Regions from separate parts of the Homo sapiens genome. Here region 1 is linked to region 2. A link is a loop called in an ENCODE intact Hi-C map of the cell type or tissue named here. Cell type or tissue: PC-3. All regions are shown on one strand. Each heading gives the region's core, and the rest is flanking DNA. Links, peaks and the distances in the headings are about the cores only. Region 1 overlaps CCSER1 (coiled-coil serine rich protein 1). Region 2 overlaps CCSER1 (coiled-coil serine rich protein 1).

Region 1 (5,397 bases), core at 275-5,274, 94 kb before region 2:
AATTAATATTCATGAAATATAATGAAACCTCTTAAATAGCTACACAGTATTTGGCATTATATCATTAATAAAGTATTATATGAGTGATTTTTCAGTTGGGGTGAGTGAATAATAGAATTTTTACTTGTAAGGACTTTTTTTGAGATAGGAGTTTATACGACAATAAATTTATACTCAAAGAACCAGAATAAGAGCTTACCATTTATTAATAAAAATTAACACATACATGTTTATTGCTAAAAGTATGATTTAGATTAATTGAAAAGAAAAAATCATACATTACTTTAAGAAACTTTAAGATTCTTGAGGATTTGAACTTATTTTCTGGCGAATATTTATATATGGCTTAAAAAGAATTTGGTTGCTTCCTCAAAATATGCCTAAATACCTCTTTCACTGGACACCTGCTACGTCTGAAAATGGCCTCTGAGAATAAGAACTAGTGACTTTCCATCAAAAACTGAAATCTCACCCATAATGTCAGTAATGAATCAAATTCAAGTTCATAGAGGTAATCTGAAATCTAAATGACAATACTAATTATAAAGGAGCAGCAGTAGAATCACATACAAAAACCAGAGCCAAGAATTGCAAGTAATCAGAAATGGAATCCAATTGGTAGAAAGTCAGGAGTGAGTGGGAGGGAAAATAGGTAATTTGTCATAAATTTTGCATTAACTTTGTTGTGGTGATCAAGCTGAGTCAAGATATATGGCTTCTTTATTGTGGTAGAGAGATGGAGAGATGGAAGCATTATTTTTCAGGGTTTCACATTATTTATTTTTACATACATATCTAAATAAATAGGTATTGAAAATGGTGAGCTAGAAGCTAAGTGGAAATCATTCTGAGGTGAATATATATGTATGTGTTATACATATGCTTTTGAGAAATATATATATGTGTGTGTGTGTGTATATATATATGCTTTGGATATCAAACTGTGAGAATTATAAAACTGAAAAGTAAGTCAGCTCACTGCAACTCTCACTTCTTAATGGTCCCCAAGATTGTTAAAGCCTCTGCTTTTCCCCATTTCCCAGCATTCCTTGCACTTTGTTGCGAGGGGGTTGGGGGGAATGTAACTGAGTTTTAGTCAGTGGAAATTAGGATGTAAATGATATAAACAACTCTTAGCCTTGACAGTTAAAAACATATCACCCTGTAATCCCAGCACTTTGGGAGGCTGAGGAGGGTAGATCACATGATCAGGAGATCGAGACCATCTTGGCCAACATGCTGAAAGCCTGTCTCTACTAAAATACAAAAAATTAGCTGGGCATGTTTGTTTACATCTGTAGTCCCAGCTACTCGGGAGGCTGAGGCAGGGGAATTGCTTGAACCTGGGAGGTGCGGGTTGTAGTGAGCCGAGATCGTGCCACTGCACTCCAGCCTGGAGACAGAGCAAGACTCCATCTAAAAAAAAAGCTCCCAAAACAAAACAACAACAACAACAACAACAACAAAAAACATATTATCCTCTCCCTCTTGTATCACACAACTTTGGAAGCTATATATCCATTGTCATAACTACAATATGAAAGAGATCTGGTTCATCCATAGTGTGAATGAGAAAGAAACCTTTCTTGTGTGAGTTCAGGAACACAATACTTAGATTTGAATCTTATCATCTAAGTAAAGAAACAATAAAAAAGAAAGTAAATGGTGTTTCAAGAAACTCCAAAACAGAAAGTAGTTCAATTTGAATGATTAAAACTTAAAATTTTTCAATTTAACTTCTGATAATTACTAAAAATAAAAGAAAGCTCTTAGTATTATGAAGCCATAGAAAAGTGTAAGAATTTTCTAAAAATGAAAAACTATACATACATAGAAAAATTAATTGTTACACTTAGAAGACCTCCATCTTAATTATAGACTATAGTAGCTGAATATTAAAGGATGACAACATTAGGTTTGAATTGTAATTAAACATAATCAAACAGTTATTGAAAAAATTTTAGCTAGACTTCTCATCCATTTGCAAGTGTCAGTTTTTATTATTGTCAGGCCTCTGAGCCCAAGCCTGCACATATACATCCAGATGGCCTGAAGCAAGTGAAGAATCACAAAATAAGTGAAAATGGCCGGTTCCTGCCTTAACTGATGACATTACCTTGTGAAATTCCTTCTCCTGGCTCAGAAGCTCCCCCATTGAGCACCTTGTGACCCCTGCCCCTGCCGGCCAGAGAACCCCCTTTGACTGTAATTTTCCATTATCTACCCAAATCCTGTAAAACAGCCCCACCCCTATCTCCCTTTGCTGACTCTCTTTTCTGACTCAGCCCACCTGCACCCAGGTGATTAAAAAGCTTTATTGCTCACACAAAGCCTGTTTGGTGGTCTCTTCACACGGATGCATGTGAAAATTATACCCCAAGATTTTGCATTATTTTTATCTTGTCTAACTATATAATGAAAACAAATTGAAAAGACCCAATATATTAAAAGCTACTTTATAGGAGTTTTAAAAAGAATTATATCTATCAAAGAATCTCATTATAATTGTAGATACTATGGAGGATTATGGAATAGAGATACACCAAATATTTCCATAATAATAATGTTTTATCTGTTTTTATTTTTATGTCATGCAGATTTTTTTCCAGGTGCTCCATGTCTGCAGAATAATGAAGTTTTAATTTGATATTTTATATGAATAAACACTAGTTATTGTTAAGGGATAATGAAGAATTGTGTATGCAGGCAATATCTCTATTGTAAAAACAGAAACCTAATTGTGAAAATGCATAAAATCTACAAAAATATGCCAAATCTTTTCTAAGACACTTGAGATTACATAAAACACAAAGGAATTTTTATTTATTTCATAAAGTATATAACATTAAATCAAGAGAACATTTTCACATATTAATAAATCTATTTTAACAACTAAATTTTTAAAATTTATTCAAGAATTTTACTTGACAGACTTAGAAGTTAAAAAGGATCTGGCTCAGTGACTGCTGCATTTACAAGTGGTAAAATAATTTCAAGATGAGTGTGAATACCCACATAGGTATTTTACCAAAAACTAGAGCTGGTTATTTTCTAGCTATAGGGCACTGTTCTAGGTTTATATGTATAAGATACAACCCTCTGTCTCCCCTGCCTACAACCTAGGCATGTCCAATAAAGAGTAATATAATACATGCTACAGATCAAGAGGTAGAGCCAATAAGTTCTTTTCTGAGCAAGATACTAAAGATTACAAAACAGACAAGACACATAGGCAAGTTTATAAATTAAATGTTGAACTCTTTAATAAAGAAATATCAAGCATTTCGGACAGGGAGAATTATATGCAAGAAAAATAGCACTTATTCATATGATGAACAAAGACTTCTTGATTACTTATTATGTCTCAGGTGCTTTGATGAGATGTACAGGTGGATCTAACCTGGTGAGGTAAAGTAGGGCAGGTTTATCTGAAAAATCTGACAGGGATTGGGAGTAGGTTGGGAGATGAGGTAAAGTAATTCCAGGCAAATAGAAAAACTTGTGTAAAAGGCCCTGAGATGGAGGATATGAGAAACTGATGTGGATGAAATGGATGTGTATGAGAAATTGACAGACCAACCTGAATTAAAATGTATTGGGATAGTGGAGCAGTCTGCACAAAATGAGGCTGGATGAAGGGAAGGCTAGAAACTGCAGGATCATGTAGGTCAAGATAAATCATAGTTAAGTCTTTATTGATTTGTCTATACATGAATTATAAAAGTTGGATAAGTGTAATTATGAACATTTTGTGCGCTGCAAAGCCAAAAATCTGTAGGATTATATTTCCTCCTCTGTAGGCACTGTCATGACTACTATGCTATTCAAAGAATAATATTTCTAAAGTAGATTTCAAATGCTTTCACCTATTTTCTCTGTATATCTTTGAATTGTAGCAATTCTATCATTCATGTTTCTTTCCCGGAGTCCTCCTTTCCAGAAGTCTCTGCCTCCATTATGAATTAGATGGTTTTTAAGGCAAGTGCTGGGATTTTACCTTAGATAGAATTGCATAACCAAATAGTTTCATTTTTGCCCAGACCCCACACACTTTTTCCTTGTTTTATCCTTCATTTCACTAGTGGTTTCTTTAGTAAACATGTGTTGGAGGTAAACACCTGGGTCTTTGTATGTATAAAGTCTTTATTTGACTCACACATTGATAGTTTACATGGGTATAGAATTCTAGATTAGTTATAATATTTCCCCAGAACTTTAACCATCTTGTCCACTGTCTTCTTGAATCCAGCTTTTCCATAAGAAGTCTGAGCCAGGCGTGGTTGCTCACGACTGTCATCCCAGCACTTTGGGAAGCTGAGGAGGGCAGATCACCTGAGGTCAGGGGTTTGAGACTAACCTGGCCAACAGGGCAAAACCCCGTCTCTACTAAAAATAAAATTAGCTGGGCATGGTGGCACATGCCTGTGATCCCAGTTACTCGGGAGGCTGAGGCAGGAGAATCGCATGAACCCGGGAAGTGGAGGTTGCAGTGAGCTGAGATCACACCACTGCACTCCAGCCTCCAGAGACACAGCAAGACTCCGCCTCAAAAAAAAAAAAAAAAAAAAAAAAGAAGGCTGATGCTAGTTAGCGTTATCCTTGTTTTTTTCAGGTGAATAATTTTTCCCTCTTATGGACGCTCTATATGTTTTACTTTCTGCAAATTTAAAATTATATATTTGTATGTGGACTGTGCATTTGGTTGGGCCTATCAATCTGAACACTGTCAATTCTAGGGATAAGAAATGGACCCTGCTGGATTATATTCTGCTTAATTTGTATTATCTCTAATTGCTTCTTTCTCTTTTGTTCTTTCTAGGAGGAGAGTTTTTCACTTTCAACCTTCTAAAGAATAATTTGGGGAGTTTTATTATTGATTTTTAAGATATTTTTTATTTTTCTATGATTATTTTCATAATAACATTTCTTTTTTTAGTGAATGCCTTATCATCAGGACTGTAATTAGATAAATACTAACTAAAAGTTGTTTTTAAGTTATTATTTTTATTTTCTTTGTTTTTTTCTCTTTGTTCGTTTTGGTGTTTTTAAAGTTATTTCTTTGGGCTTTTGTTTTCATGTTGCTTTCTGATCTCAAATAGTGGATGATACTCCAAAACACATTTAATGATTATGCCACAGAAAGCTACTTGAGAGCTCTGTATAATATTATGGGGGTGGCTGAATGTAGGCAAGATTATTTTGCTTTCTGATGATTGGGCAAAACCAGATGGTTTGGTTTTCATTTTGTTTTTGAGGATCCCTAAAATACCGGAATGCAGAGATCTTTGTTTTCAAGAATACTTTGCTAGCCGCCATAGATTTTTCAAGATCATTTGTTAATTTCCCCCTACCACTTTTCACGTACTTTTTCCCCCCTGTAATGTGTTAGATTCCTGA
Region 2 (5,397 bases), core at 185-5,184:
GTATTACAGAATCTTTTTACTTTGAGGTATGCAAAATGTATTTTCTACTTTATTCTGCAAATATAGCATACAAATTTTGTTTCATGTAGTCACATATGAAGGAACTGATAACAAATAAAATACTGTAGAATGTATTTGCTTTCCAATGCAGCCTATAAATTATTTCTTTAAAGAGAAATGTTATAAAAATCATTAGTTTCTTAAATGAAAGTATTTATGTAAAAATCAACAAACATTTTCCAAATTGGTAAGCATTCAATCCGATAGTAGAAGCTGTATGCTACTTTTATGAGAGGCAACACGGAGTGTAATTAAAGAAAAATTTATGAACCTCTTTTGTTATGACAACTCTATTGAGCTTTGTAATTTTTCTCTTATTGCTAAAAAGACTATTGGAAAAGCTATGTGGATTTATAATATGATAAGGGATTTTAAAAAATAGTTTGTTGCTTGTTATTTGAGTGTTTACAGATACAAATCACTCACCAAAACCTATACTATGGATGAAATTATTCAGTCAATTATCAAAAAATGTGAGTCAATACAAAATTCTCTATACACATCTGCACATTTACTTGTAAAAAGTATATACACATGGATGTAAATATACACATATATCCAAAGGATAAATAAGTAAAGAATATTTATATTTAACTATATTAACATACATAGATATAGGAATGTATAGGTGTATTTATATATTGTAATGAATGCAGGTGAAATAAAGTTTGATCCTCTTCATATTTATTTAGCTTTCAATTATTTAAAAATAATTGTATATCTAAAATATTTCTAGGATAAATAATTTATCTAATTGCCTTGACAATAGTAAATGTTCAATAAATATTTACTGAATTAACATTGCTAGTAAGAAAAGTTTCATTGTAAAATAGAACATTTTTATTTTGCTAAATTTATGTTTGTTAAAATAAAAAAAAATCAATGAAATACTACTTTAAATGAGAATTGCTTTCCTAAAATTAAAGTTGAAAAAATTTTTTCCTTGATGTTCTAAGATGATCACCTTCAGTTCTGTTATAATTTTCTAATTTATATCAGAACTTTGCCACTAATATGCCAATCACTTTTTGTTTTGTTTAGTAACTATAACAATAAAAGTTAACTAGATGACAAAATTGCATATGAACATAACACATGGATGTCAAAACTCATATTTCACTGAAGTTGCATCTGAAAATCCTTTATACAGAAAATAATATAAATATGCCCCAAAATACTAAAGGTAAAGATAAGGACAATATTAAAGCAAAATATTAAAGGTAAAGACGGACAATATTAAAGCAGAAACTATTTAGATAATTTTTCTATGGTCTTTAAATTTAGAACTTGGAAAAATTTATAACACAGGATCATTATTAGATTTCTGTGTGAGTCTCAAGGGTGTTTCTAGAATACAGGAAATAGAATCTTCTGGAGCCTAGTGGGAGTGGGCAGAAGCACCTGGAAAAACAGTCTATGATTTAAATTTATTTTCCTAGATATCTTGGTCAAAACTTGTCACAGGAAAGTGAGGGACTGAAAACAGAACTATACAGAGCTAACCTCGGCAAATATGATAGGCTATCACCTTGAATAATAGAGACTCAGTCCCAGGCCAGTTGTAGGAAATCAAGTGTCTAGGACTATGACATTATGATGCTTCCTCAGGCAAAAAAGGAATTCTATGAGATAGTAAACAAGTCCCATTTTTATTTACCTGAAAAGTGCTACAAAATATTTTTATGTTATCAATCAAGATTTCAACATTGTTAACAATGACCACCTAGAGCAGGGTTTCTCCTTGGCAATATTAACCTGGTGGGCAGGATAATTCTTGGCTGAGGTGAGCTGCCTTGTGCACTGTGGGATATTAAGTAGCATACCTGGCCTCTTCCCATTACTTTTTAGTGGCATCTCTGAAGTGTAGCATCCAAAACTATCTCTAGGTATTGCTCAGTGTTCACTGGGGGGCAAAAATGCCTCTGATTGAGTATTGCTGCTCTAAAGATGGTAACAAAAAGAATTAACATGTGTTACCCAAATATTATTTTTTTACCTTTCCTCTCATATAGTTTGACTTGATATTTTCTTTTTATATATTTGCTTTGCTCCCTTCTAATAAATATTTTCCTAATATATCAACAGAAAAAGTATTTAATTGTCTCTGTTGATGTATGCATGTATGCCTCCATTAAAGGTGACTTTACTGGTGAATTTTTCTCATAATGTGATTTAAGTTTTAGTTTTTCTTAATATTCCACCCCAAATTGACAGTTAGTGTTTTATCCCTATTCATGATAGTAAAAGGGAGAAAAGCAAGGTGTGTCTGTATGTGTGTGCGTGTAAAATTAACATTCAGAAAATCCCTAGAGAATTAGCCTACTATATCTGTTAACCTAAAATATGAGTGTTCATGTGTGACAATTACCTAATCACCTCAGTATCCTCTCCTTAGAAAATACAACTTTCTACTTGCAATTATGAAAGCCAGACTTAAAGAATTTAGAAGCATTCAGAATAAATCACAATTACCTATGCTCACTGAAAGTCTTTAAAATGTGTCTTTAGGAAGCTGGACATCAAATTCTATTTCTCTTTGCAGTATATGCAAAGCATTAACAAAATGTAGTTTTTGATAACATCTCTTCATTAATATTTACAAATGTACTTCGTACATTTTTTATCATGTTGGACTTCTGACAAAACCTTGTGAACCTTCTACAGAATATACTGCAAATAGTAGAATTTATGGAAATGTATAAAGAAGAATATCTCCCCTTGCAGTATTCTTTCCGCCTCATGAGACATTTATGAAAGGAAGAAAAGTAACCGAAAAAAGTTTCCTTACTTTTTCACACATTCTCTATTGAAAAAGGGAGTGATGCCCTTCACAACATTTTCCTTCCTTTTTATACCCCAAAGATTTCTCTTCTCAATGGAATGCCTTGATAAACTATTCAGTTACTGAGTAGTTTTTTAAAGTAAATTTTATTACCTCTTCCTGGACAAGAGTACTAGAGGAAAAGCTTTGTGTTAAGGGCATGCTGTCATTTTCTGCTATACCTTGCTAAATAAGTAAACAAATCCAGAGCCTTGAGGGATGAGTCATTGGCTCACTAACCTTCAGACATGAAGTGGTGAGCCACAGGATTCATGACGTTAACGCTCCTGAGAAATCATACAGAGGTATTTGTTAGTGAGATAAATTTTATTTATTCTCCTAATCTCTACCAATGCTAAGTAAAATTTCTAGGCTAATACTCCCTTTAACTTTGCTTATAAAAGTGCATATACCAGGCACCTAGTGCCCAATAAACAATTTTTCAGTGAAAATCAATGATAAAAGATATCACACTAGTTTGTGATTAGCTATGCTAAAGATATTTATGAAACTTAGAAATGTAACATATAGGTCTCTAAAAGTATGGGACAAAAGAGAGCACGGGAATAGCATGTTAGCTCTGCTCCAATTACATGTAGGATAAACAAATACAGACTCCACAGTACAATCGTATTGTTTTCAAGAATACCCTGGAGTCAGCAAAAGTGGTTATCTCTATACCCAAGATAACCAGGCTGAAACCCTGCTGTTTTTAATGGCCATATATGCTTGTTAAAAAGGTTATCACTGTATGCCTCTTGGCTCTATAGTTACACAAAAGCCTGTACCAAAAACAGAGATGACTTCCTTTCTCTCTTTCTGAATCAGACAGCTAGAGCTGTGGGAATTCAACGTGTGTGTATGTGTGTGTGTGCACGCGTGCACGTGTGTGTGTATGTGTATGTTTTGTTTTAAGAGTTTCTATATTTGATTAGTAGGTGATGATATTAGGCTGCAGCACCATAATTCAGTTTTGTTCTTTGTTTATTCAGGTCTTCAACAGCAGACGTACTCAGTAATAAAAATATATCTCAGTTTCCATCACGTTTATTTAGTCTCAGGGAAAAAAAATTAAAAGACCTCAGTGTAATGGCTCAGAAATGTAGAAGCTATATGATCAAATAAAAATCAAACTCATTAATTTTTTTACAGATATCTATAACATATAGCCATGAAAATGTTACCAAGGATGTCTATTGACTTTTTAATTTTACTTTCTCTTTTTATTAACATGTTGTTTTAATTGGGATTTAGCAGGTAGTCCAGGTTAGCTAACTGTGGTTCTTCTTGCACATCTCCATCCTCATTTGCCTGGCAATGTAACAAAAGCATTCCTCCCTTTTTGCACTTTTCAGATACAGATAATCACTCCTATCACCATACCTGGTGGAGGGGTGTGGTATGATAGCAGAGGGCTTAGTCTTTATTGTCAGACTAACGTAAGGGACACATAGCACTTATTGTGACAGCAGGCAAGTTTTTTATCCTTTTTAGGCCTCTATATGTTCATCCGTACAGTAGGGATAATTCTAGAGTCTGCTACTTAGAGTCATCATGGGTATTAAATGAGATATAAATGCTCTATATGTTCATCAGTACAGTAGGGATAATTCTAGAGTCTGCTACTTAGAATCATTATGGCTATTAAATGAGATGTAAATGCCATAGGTTAGGAATAATAGTTATTTTGCCTACTGTGTATGCCCAACAACAACAGAAATACCTGGCACAAAACAGTTGCTCAGTACATAGTTTGTCAAATGAATGAATGCATGAAGGACATGGCACTTATTTTACTTGCATTGTAATGATTCGTTTTCCTCATATATCACATGAAAACAAAACCTATAACTCCAGTTGGGAATTTAGTTAACAAATGAATTCTTAGATGGTGTTGCCCCCTGACTCACTGTAGTGACAACAAAATCATTGTGACACACCCTACACACTCCTATTTACCGTATTATGTTCTGATTTTTTTTAGCAGTTTAATATGTTTTACCAGTCTGATATTATAATATTCTTGCAAGTTAGGTATTTATTTTGTTATGTGTTTTTATATCATCTACTCTATTATGGTTTTATTCTTCTTAAGGGTAAAGAAATTCTTAAATATTTGATGGAACCGAAAAGATTAAATTGGGTTGCTATGCAGCAGATTGCTCACATAAACAGACATCAAATGTGTCTTTTTCATACAAAAATTAATAAAAGGAAGCAGAAGAGTAAACAGAACATATCAAAAAGCACCAAGTAGGTCTGTGTCTGATACTCATGAGGTACTAAATATGTTAGCATCTCTTTCTCTATACAAATTTATAAGATAATCCTAAAATTTAATAAGTTGAAAGGTGATCTCTAATTGTGGTAAAATACATTATGCTCATAAAATTATCACATTCCACGTCAGACATATTCTTGTTACGCTAATTATAATAACATTAAAAAGTATTGTGATTATGCCTACATATCCTGCTAGACTCTATTCATCTGTGGTTGGTCAGTACGTGGTATTA

What was found. Hi-C counts contacts between places; a loop is a spot of excess contacts. Peaks named below come from ENCODE experiments on the same cell type or tissue, not always from the same donor. Only the 100,000 strongest peaks of a DNase experiment are listed, where the experiment ranks them.
Region 1: a loop joins it to region 2, with 2.3 times the contacts of the local background. A loop is called at or near these places in 2 of 110 quality-filtered maps.

What each region holds. Positions count from the first base shown.
Region 1 is chr4:91,042,759-91,048,155 of GRCh38, reverse strand. All of the region lies in intron 9 of CCSER1 (coiled-coil serine rich protein 1), which reads right to left. Among named protein-coding and RNA genes, the nearest start is that of CCSER1, 920 kb to the right of the region's middle. In PC-3, for the core only: no CTCF peak of the experiment used is centred there; no DNase peak of the experiment used is centred there.
Region 2 is chr4:90,948,885-90,954,281 of GRCh38, reverse strand. The region is part of intron 9 of CCSER1 (coiled-coil serine rich protein 1); the gene reads right to left. Among named protein-coding and RNA genes, the nearest start is that of CCSER1, 820 kb to the right of the region's middle. In PC-3, for the core only: no CTCF peak of the experiment used is centred there; a DNase peak (open chromatin) is centred at 3,051; H3K4me3 peaks cover 1,582 bases; H3K27ac peaks cover 1,603 bases.